Regions from separate parts of the Homo sapiens genome. Here region 1 is linked to region 2. The links are chromatin contacts, found by Hi-C or POLR2A ChIA-PET in ENCODE. All regions are on one chromosome and are shown on one strand. Each heading gives the region's core, a stretch centred on a gene start or an enhancer-like site at or near the end of the contact. The rest is flanking DNA. Distances are from core to core; before and after follow the strand shown.

Region 1 (4,566 bases), core at 1,772-4,271, 2.4 Mb after region 2:
TTGTGATGACAATAAAATGATAAAATGATAATTGGTTGTCGGCTTGGAGGGATGGAGGGATAAATGGGTGTTGTTTAGGGCAATGAAGCTATTCTCTATGAAACTGTAATGGTGGATACGTGTCATTACACATTTGCCAAAACTTGCAGAACATACAACAAGAGTGAACACTGATGTAAACTGCGGACTTTGGGTGATAATATTGTGTTCCTTGATTGTAGCAAAGGTACCACTCTGGTGTGGAATGTTGATAGAAAGGGAGGCCATCCCTGTGTGTCAGCATGGGGACTATGGGAATTCTGTACTTATACACTAAATTTACAGGCATGAGCCTGTAATCCCAGCACTCTGGGAGACCAAGGCGGGTGGATCACAAGGTCAGGAGATCAAGACCATCCTGGCTAACACGATGAAACCCCGTCTCTACTAAAAATACAAAAAATTACCCAGGCGTGGTGGCGGGAAACTGTAGTACCAGCTACTCGACAGGCTGAGGTAGGAGAATGGTGTGAACCCGGGAGGTGGAGCTTGCATGAGCAGAGATCACACCACTGCACTCCAGCCTGGGCGACAGAGCGAGACTCCGTCTCAAAAAAAAAAAAAGTTTATTGCAAAAGCTTGAGTATCTTCAGTTGTGGCTTCAAATCCGGGCTCAGGCTTTAACCTTATGTGACCCTGGACAAATGACTTGACTCTAAGGCTCAGTTGACTGGTCTATAACCACCTCACAGAGTTGTCAATTATGAACCTGTAAAAACTAACATGTACAAAAATTAACACCAGGGACACAGTGCTGAGAAACTGTGTTCTCTAAAATCACAGACTGCCAGAATTTTTAAAAATCTTTAAAATCATAACAATAGTGAAAATGGGACATCTCATTCTTACCTGGAAAGTCTAAGTCACTTTGACACAGAGAAGCAGTCATGATCTCAGAGAAGCGGTTTTTAGAGACAACATTGTACATTTATCTAAACTTTCTAATGTCCAAGGAAGCAGAATCCTGGGTCTGCTCCTCGCCCAGGCATGATGTTAGCTCCGTTGCATAAATACATGCCTGCTTTGCCTTATGTCCATCAAAACTCTGCTTTATATAAATTTTACCTAAGCTTCACTCTTCCCAAAATCCTATATTCACCCTGTCTCTTCCTTTGGTCAGGCACTCCAGAGTTCCTCTGGAGAGCTTTAAAAAAAAAAATTAAATTCAATGAAATGACTTAAATGAATTAAGTGTAAATGATTCAGAACTGGTATTAGAAATTATTAAAAGTGGGGGCCAGGCACGGTGGCTCACACCTGTAATCCCAGCATTTTGGGAGGCCAACGCAGGTGGATCACCTGAGGTCAGGAGTTCGAGACCAGCCTGGCCAACGTGGTGAAAACCCGTCTCTATAAAAATACAAAAATTAGCCAGGTGTGGTGGCAGGCACCTGTAATCCCAGCTACCTGGGAGCCTGAGGCCGGAGAATCGCTTGAACCCGGGAGGTGGAGGTTGCAGTGAACCAAGATCACATCATTGCACTCCCGCCTGGGCGACAAAGCGAGACTCCAACTCAAAAAAAATTAAATAATAATTACTTAAATTATAAAAAGTGAATATAAATTACCCAAGTACCTGGAGATTTCCAGTTAGACATGCATATATTACCCACTTTGAATACATATGGAAATATGTATGTGTTGGTTCTGGAAAAACAATTGAGATAATGAAAATATTTTCTCAAGTTTTAGAAACAGTATGAGATAGGTTTCAACAACATTCTACATGAATGTAAAACCTTGATTTAAATATATGATCTTATGCTAGAAGCATGGTTGGTTTTAATTTTTCTAACAGATACGAGTCTTGGCTTATTAATAATTAACACATTTTGCAGCCACAGTATCAGTGTGGGGTAAAATTCTAATATTTGCTCTTATGTTTTAAATTCTCAGTCTTTCCAACATAAGAAAATAGCTACACACATTTCAGTGTTTCCTTTTTGCAACAAGTTAACATAATTTTATTGGACCACGTTATTTAGTTGTTGGGCCTTGTAAGGATTAAATGAGATCATGCATGTAACACTACAGTAACAGCCACATGATAAATGTCCAAATAATATTTACCTGTGCCTGGCACAGAGCAGGCACTCAAAAAATATTTTTTAGAGCATGTGACGCGCCATGAACCAGAGGAGCCACTTTAAATGGACAAACGGGGATCTCATTTTTTTTTTTTTTTTTTAATGGTGAGACAAGCCCTGAGAAGGCAAATGGACTGCCTAAAGCTACACAGGTCAGCGGGGCAGGTAAATCTAAATTGGCAAAGTAAGGGCTGAGCGAACAGACTCCGACACTAGAAGGCAGAGCTGAACTAACTTCTGCTAAGGTCCCGCCTCTGCCGCTTTGTCCCGCCCTTATCTTCTCCCCTCCTCCAGCGCCTCATTCCCTTTTCGCTCGCCCCGGCCGTGCTGAAGCAACTTCCGCCCTGAGAAGGGTGGGGCTTCCGTCTCCCGCTCTCGCGACTCCTGGCGGTGAAGGACGGAAGATGATAGCCACATTTCTTCCTCGCCCTTCCCCTAGGTTCCCTGTCACAGTTCCGCCCTTACTACTCCCACTTCCGGCCAGGGAACAGCCACTTCCACCCGGAAAAGGGGTTGTTCCGCCGTGGGGCGCCAGCTGTGGCCCACCCATCCTGCCCCGTACTTTCGCCATCATAGTATTCTCCACCACTGTTCCTTCCAGCCACGAACGACGCAAACGAAGCCAAGTTCCCCCAGCTCCGAACAGGAGCTCTCTATCCTCTCTCTATTACACTCCGGGAGAAGGAAACGCGGGAGGAAACCCAGGCCTCCACGCGCGACCCCTTGGCCCTCCCCTTTACCTCTCCACCCCTCACTAGACACCCTCCCCTCTAGGCGGGGACGAACTTTCGCCCTGAGAGAGGCGGAGCCTCAGCGTCTACCCTCGCTCTCGCGAGCTTTCGGAACTCTCGCGAGACCCTACGCCCGACTTGTGCGCCCGGGAAACCCCGTCGTTCCCTTTCCCCTGGCTGGCAGCGCGGAGGCCGCACGGTAAGCGGGGGCTCCGAGCTGGACCGGGCGCGAGGCGGCAGGGCCGGACGCCGAAGCCTCAGAGCGCGTGCCTGAGGGCCCCGAGGCGCCCGGCGCGGGCCCGTCCCGCCCCCTAGAGCCGCGGCCACGTGCGAGCGGCAGGCCCGGACATGCCCGGTCAGCGCCGTCCGGGAACCGAGCGTGGGCCCCGGGGGGCAGCGGCGGGGTGCGTGGGGCGTCCGGAGTCCCGGGGCTGGGGAGTGGGGTCGCGCAGGATCCTCACACGCAGGGGCCGGGCTCTGTTAGTGCGATCCAGAGAGGCCGTGGGCGTCGGTGAGCTCCTTCAGACCCGCAGGAGCCGGAGCCCGGCGTTGAAGGGGCCGTGGGAAGTAACGGGGGGTACCACGGTTTAGGATGCGCTGGAGCGAAAGGATTGGGGTGGGGTCCGTGCTCTTGGCAGTCGTCTCTGCCAGGCCTGTGTTCACATGCTTGACTTTCTCCCTCAGATGCCTGGAGTTACTGTAAAAGACGTGAACCAGCAGGAGTTCGTCAGAGCTCTGGCAGCCTTCCTCAAAAAGTGAGTTTGGGGACTGAGGTTCAAAACGGGTGGAGGCTGTCGCCTTGGCCTGCCCATCTGAGCCCCAGTGTTTGCCGGTCCCTGGCAGGCGAGGCTTGTTTGGGGCCTCCGTGGCTCCTTTCAGCGTGAGGCCTGGCTTGTGTTCCGGTTCCAGCCTCTCTTTGTACTCTGGGCACAGCATAGTTGTGTTGAGGGGAGGGCATTTGGGATATGGGGTAGTTTGTGGAGATGACTGAATCGTGCTTTTCCCACTGTTTTGGTCTTAGGTCCGGGAAGCTGAAAGTCCCCGAATGGGTGGATACCGTCAAGCTGGCCAAGCACAAAGAGCTTGCTCCCTACGATGAGAACTGGTTCTACACGCGAGCTGGTGAGGAACTTAGGTCTTTGGCTGGAGAGTGGGGAGCTGGGTGACCCCTGGCACAAACCATACTTCCCTGTCTCCTCTGAGCTCTTTCCCGCCCCAAGAGGGAGAGAAACCCTTGGTTGTGTCACCACTTGCTTTGTGTGATGTGACATTCGATAACTTGGTACTCCAAGTTTTTATGACATTCTAAGAGCTTTGTGAGAGGAGGACCTGTGGCTTTGAGCCTCAGGGGAAACCAGAGACAGATGAATGTTCATATTTTGCTTACAGGTGGTTTAATCCTTTCTATATACACGGAGGCAGACTCCCTGGGTTTGGATCCATCTTTTACATCTGGCTGTGTGTCCTCTGGCAAGTTGGTTAACCTGCCTGTGCACTCTCTCATCCCCAAAATGGGACTAATTATTGTACCAGTACTAGAGTATTGCAAGGATTGAATGAATTTAAAGCAGAGTGTTTAGAACGTGTCTGTTGCACAGTAGTTATTCAGGAAAAAGCCAGTTGTCTTTACTATTGCTCAGATCATCAAGTTAGCCTTCTCCATATCTCTAACAGGCTGTTTCTAACTAAATGGTTGGAGATCTGGCCAG
Region 2 (4,569 bases), core at 842-3,341:
GCCTTCAAGTACTAGTGGATGGGGGTCAGGGTGTCACTCCAAGGCCCTCTACAGACCCAGAGAAGAGGAAAGTCAAAAAAGCCAGATATGAGACTGCTGAAGTGGTGTTAAGAAATATAGGCAAGGTAAAGGGAACAAGATCTGGGCTCCCTCCTACTTGTGTCCCTCACTGGACCTCAGACACCCTACCTCTAAGACTGGTTCTTAGAAGGCTGAACAGTAAGGAGCATTCCAATAGCTTCTGAAACTCCCAAGGCTGTTTCAAGTAGTCGAAAGCCATCCCTGGACTGTTCAGGTGCCTTTTCTATTTCCCACCTGAGCTCTCTGCCCTTTCTTTGAGCCTCACAGGTTTCCAGAATTACAGTACAACCTGTCCCTGGTCCCTAGACCCTTCCCAGCTCCAGGTCTTTTACCAGTGCCTCTGTCTGGATACTTCCTTTACCTGCTTTCAGCTCACAGGTCTCCTTCCCCAGTTCTGACCACTTTGGATCAGCTTCTGGTATTGGGCCCAGTCCTTCTCCCCAACTAGGCTGGCAGGTCCATGAAGGCAAGACCTTAAGTCATCTGGATCACTGCTATGTCCCCAAAACTCAACAGAGGGTACACATACAAATCCTTCAAATACAGTGACAGCCAATAACAGTAACATTCAACATCTGCTACACAAAGGAAATCTCAGAATTTTTATTAAATTCTAGGCCAGGCATGGTGATCACACCTGTAATCCCAGTCCAGGCAGAAGGATCACATGAGACCAAGGACCAGCCTGGGCAATAAAGTGAGACCCCACGTCTACAGAAAAATATTTCTCAAATGAGCCAGGCGTGGTGATGTGCCTGTAGTCTTGGCAACCGAAAGGCTGAGGTGGGAGGATCTCCAACTCAGGAGTTTAAGGCTGCAGTTCATTAGGATTGTGCTATTGCACTCCAGGGTAGGTGACAGCAAGATACTGTTTTTAAAAAAGAACCTTATAACTCAAAAAAAATTTTTTTAACTGACCCTGCAATGTAGATATTCTTTCTTTTAAAAGTAGTAGAGTTCAGAAGGGGCAGAAATCAGACTCTGGTTTCTTTCCATTCTGAGCCAAAGAAATTGAGAGTCCCAAAAAGGGAACAGAGGAACCCCTTTTACAAGCAAGCATTTAAACAGACCCAAATTCGGCCGCACACGGTGGCTGACGCCTGCAATCCCAGCACTTCGGGAGGCCGAGGCTGGTGGATCACCTGAGGTAATGAGTTCGAGACCACTCTGGCCAATATGGCGAAACCCCGTCTCTACTAAAAATACAAAAATTAGCCGGGCGTGGTGGTGCATGCCTGTAATCTCAGCTACTCAAGAGGCTGAGGCAGGAGAATCGCTTTAACCCGGGAGGCGAAGGTTGCAGTGATCCGAGATCGCGCCACTACACTCCAGCCTGGGCGACACAGCGAGACTCCCTCTCAAAACAAATAAATAAAATAAAAAATAGTCGGTGTCCCTTCACCCTTTGGGTCCCCCCGCCCCAGTGAGGTGAGCTTCCTAACATCCCAGTTCTCAAAGCAAACCCTTAATCTTCAACAACCCCATCTCAGCTTTTACATCTTCTGAACCCCAAGCCCAGCTCTATTGCCAAATACCCCACTGTTCTACACCCAACACAACTTCTAAACATCCCGTTGCTGATGCCAGCCCCCCCAGCTTTCAAGAGCTACAACATCTCTGTCTCCAAGAGTCCTCCATCCACTCAACGCCGGTGCCGGATCCCAGCACCTTGTACTGTAGCGTGCGCGGCTCAATCATCTCCAGGGGCCGCCCGTTCACCTTGATGAGACCATTGCCGCGTTTGCAGTGCGCCACAGCTGTCGCTGTCTTCTGTAAGATACAAGAGAAACAGGGGCCCCGTGAGCTCCGGCTCCAGCTCCCATGTTACCCCCTAGATTCCTGCCCACCGACCTCTCCCAGACCCTGGCCTTCTCCTTCCCCTCCCCTTCCCATCCGGCGTCTGGCTCACCTTGCGTCCGAAGACCTGCACAGACTGCAGCGGGCCCTTGGACGGCATGGCTCCGAGCGTGGACTAGACAACCTCACCGCGCGGCGCCGCAACCGGAAAAGGAAAGCTAGGGGCCACCCTGGCCGCTTTTCAGGGTCTGCGCAGGCGCCTTGAGCACTGCGTCGCGACGGGAGAGAGCTTTACGGCTTCTGTTGCGGCTAACGGGCGGGGCGTCTGGTCAGCGGCGGGAAGGCCCTTAGGCGCTCAGAGCGGGCGGGCCCTGTGAGGCGGAAGTGGCGGGCTCTGTGGGCGGAAGGGGCGGGGCCTGGGAGTGTCGTGTGCGGACTGAAGGGAAGGCTGCGGGAGTGTGCTTCGCGTCCTCTGTAGTCGACTACCGCAGCTCTTCTTTGCATTCTGGCTCTTTAATAATCTCCCTTCGCCCTTTCTTTAAATCAGTTCCCACCCTCCCAACACCTGTAATCTTTCTCCCCTCTGGACTCCCTCCTCCCCGAATCCCCCGCATCAGAATCTTCCTTTGGAATCTACTGCAAGAAATCTGGCTGGATTCTCAGATTAAGGACTTCCAGAATCCTATCCTCCCTAGAATCCCCCTCCTTGGGGATCCTCTCCCAGAATCCTTTTCCCCTCAGAGCCCCTTCCCCTCAGAATCTCCCTTTCACCAGAATGTCCTTCCTTTCAGTTTCCTCTTCCCAGAATGTTTCCCATCCTTCTCTCAGATGGCCAACCCCAAATGTCCCTCTTAAGAGTGCTCAACTTAGACCCCCCTTTTCCCTGAATCTCCCTCCATTCGGTCCTCGTCCCCTCAGTCACCCTTCCCAGAATCTTTCTCTTGTCAGGACCCAGTACCCCTGGAATCTCCCTCCTCCAGAATCTCCCTTTCCCGGCAAATCCCCCTTTCCCGGCAAATCCCCCTTTCCCAGAACACCCCGCCCCGCAAATCCACAAAAACTTTTCTCTCAGAGACCCGTCCCTCAAAATCTACCTTTCTCCTGAGTTTATTTCCCTTCCGAGACTCCTCTTCCCAGCAACTGCCTTCCCTGGAGTTTTCCCTCCGTTAGAATCCCCCTCTCCTAAGAGACCCTCCCCCAAGAATTAACCTCTTCCCCGTCCCCACCCTAGAATCTCTCTCTTTTTTTTGAGACGGAGTTTCGCTCGTTGCCCTGGCTAGAGTGCAGTGGTGCGATCTCGTCTCACTGCAACCTCCGCCTCCCGGGTTCAAGAGATTCTCCTGCCTTAGGCTCCCGAGTAGCTGGAATTACAGGCGTCTACCACCACGCCCTGGTCGTTTTTTGTATTTTTAGTAGAAATGGGGTTTCACCACGTTGGCCAGGCTGGTCTCGAACTCCTGACCTCAGGTGATGTGATCCGCCTCAGCCTCCCAGAGTCCTGGGATTACAGGCGTGAGCCACCACGCCCGGCCGAATCTCTCTGTTTTTTGTTTTTTTTTTTTCTTTTTTTTGAGACAGAGTCCTGCTCTGTCGCCCAGGCTGGAGTGCAGTGGCATGATCTCTGCTCACTGCAACCTCTGCCTCCCCGGTTAAAGCGATTCTCCTGCCTCAGCCTCTTGAGTAGCTGAGATTACAGGCATGCACCACCACGCCCGGCTAATTTTTGTATTTGTAGTAGAGACGGGGTTTCACCATATTGGCCAGACTGGTCTCGAACTCCTGACATCAAATGATCCACTCATCTCAGCCTCCCAAAGTGCTGGGATTACAGGCGTGAGCCACCGCGCCCAGCCCCTAGAATCTCTTTCTCCAGAATCTCCCAGTCATCTTTTTCCTCTCCCCCAAATCACCCTCCACTTAAGCCTCCTCCCCACAGAATTCTCCATCCCCAGCCCCCCAACCCCACCTGAGGAACCCCAGGATTGGGTTGTCCTCTGGTTCCCCGGCAGATGTCCCTGCGTCTCACCCCATCAAGAGTCTCCCCAGCGAAGAGGTTCCTCTCTCAGAGCTAGAGGGAGCCCACAGTTGCCTCAGTTTCTCTGGCAGTACAGGGTCTGGGATCCAGGGTTCAAAAGGGCGTCGTGGTGCACCTTGCCAAAGAGGGTGGAGACAGGGAGACACTGGAGGGCAGGTCTGGGGCCAGAGGGAAAAGCCAGCCCGGAGTCCAGCTCTAAAAGGGTGAGGGGGGAGGGGGCTGTTGGGAGGGAGGAAGGAAGTACCCAGAGGCTGACCGGGAGGGACACAGACACAGCCCAAAGAAATGTAGGCACAAGTGGAGAAGAAGAGAAAGATGAAAGGCCAAGGGAGAAGAGGAGGAGAAAAGGGAGAGACCAGGACAGTCAAGAGATGGACCCCCAAAACAAGCCCAGTGACAGATTTAGAGGCAGAGAGGCCAACCCTCAGACAAAAAAGAGATAAAGGCAGGCATGATGTTTCCAAAATACTTGAGACAGAGGCCAGGTGCAGTGGCTCACACCTATAATCCCAGCACTTTGGGAGGCCAAGGCAGCAGGATCACTCGAGCCCAGGGTTCAAGACCAGCCTGGCCAACATGGTGAAACCCCGCCTTTACTAAAAATACAAAAATCAGCTGGGCATGGTGGCAGGTGCCTGTATCCCAGCCACAAGGGA

The links. Hi-C counts contacts between places; a loop is a spot of excess contacts on that map. ChIA-PET counts read pairs that join two places held with the same protein, here RNA polymerase II (POLR2A). Pooled maps may share reads with other maps.
Region 1: a loop to region 2 is called in a pooled map, with 7 times the contacts of the local background. The contact joins the promoter of RPS19 here to the promoter of RPS16 in region 2. A Hi-C loop is called at or near these places in 4 of 50 pooled maps. POLR2A ChIA-PET finds 5 or more read pairs at or near these places in 3 of 52 experiments (AG04450, H1 and MCF 10A).

What each region holds. Positions count from the first base shown.
Region 1 is chr19:41,857,234-41,861,799 of GRCh38, forward strand. It overlaps RPS19 (ribosomal protein S19), which reads left to right and starts at 3,022. Exons shown (of 6, transcript NM_001022.4): 1 at 3,022-3,056; 2 at 3,542-3,612; 3 at 3,879-3,979. The coding sequence starts at 3,542. RefSeq lists an enhancer at 2,725-3,480 and silencers at 3,034-3,163, 3,224-3,343.
Region 2 is chr19:39,433,858-39,438,426 of GRCh38, forward strand. It overlaps RPS16 (ribosomal protein S16), which reads right to left and starts at 2,092. Exons shown (of 5, transcript NM_001020.6): 1 at 1,991-2,092; 2 at 1,750-1,851. The coding sequence starts at 2,038. RefSeq lists enhancers at 1,286-1,865, 3,529-4,297 and a silencer at 2,246-2,345.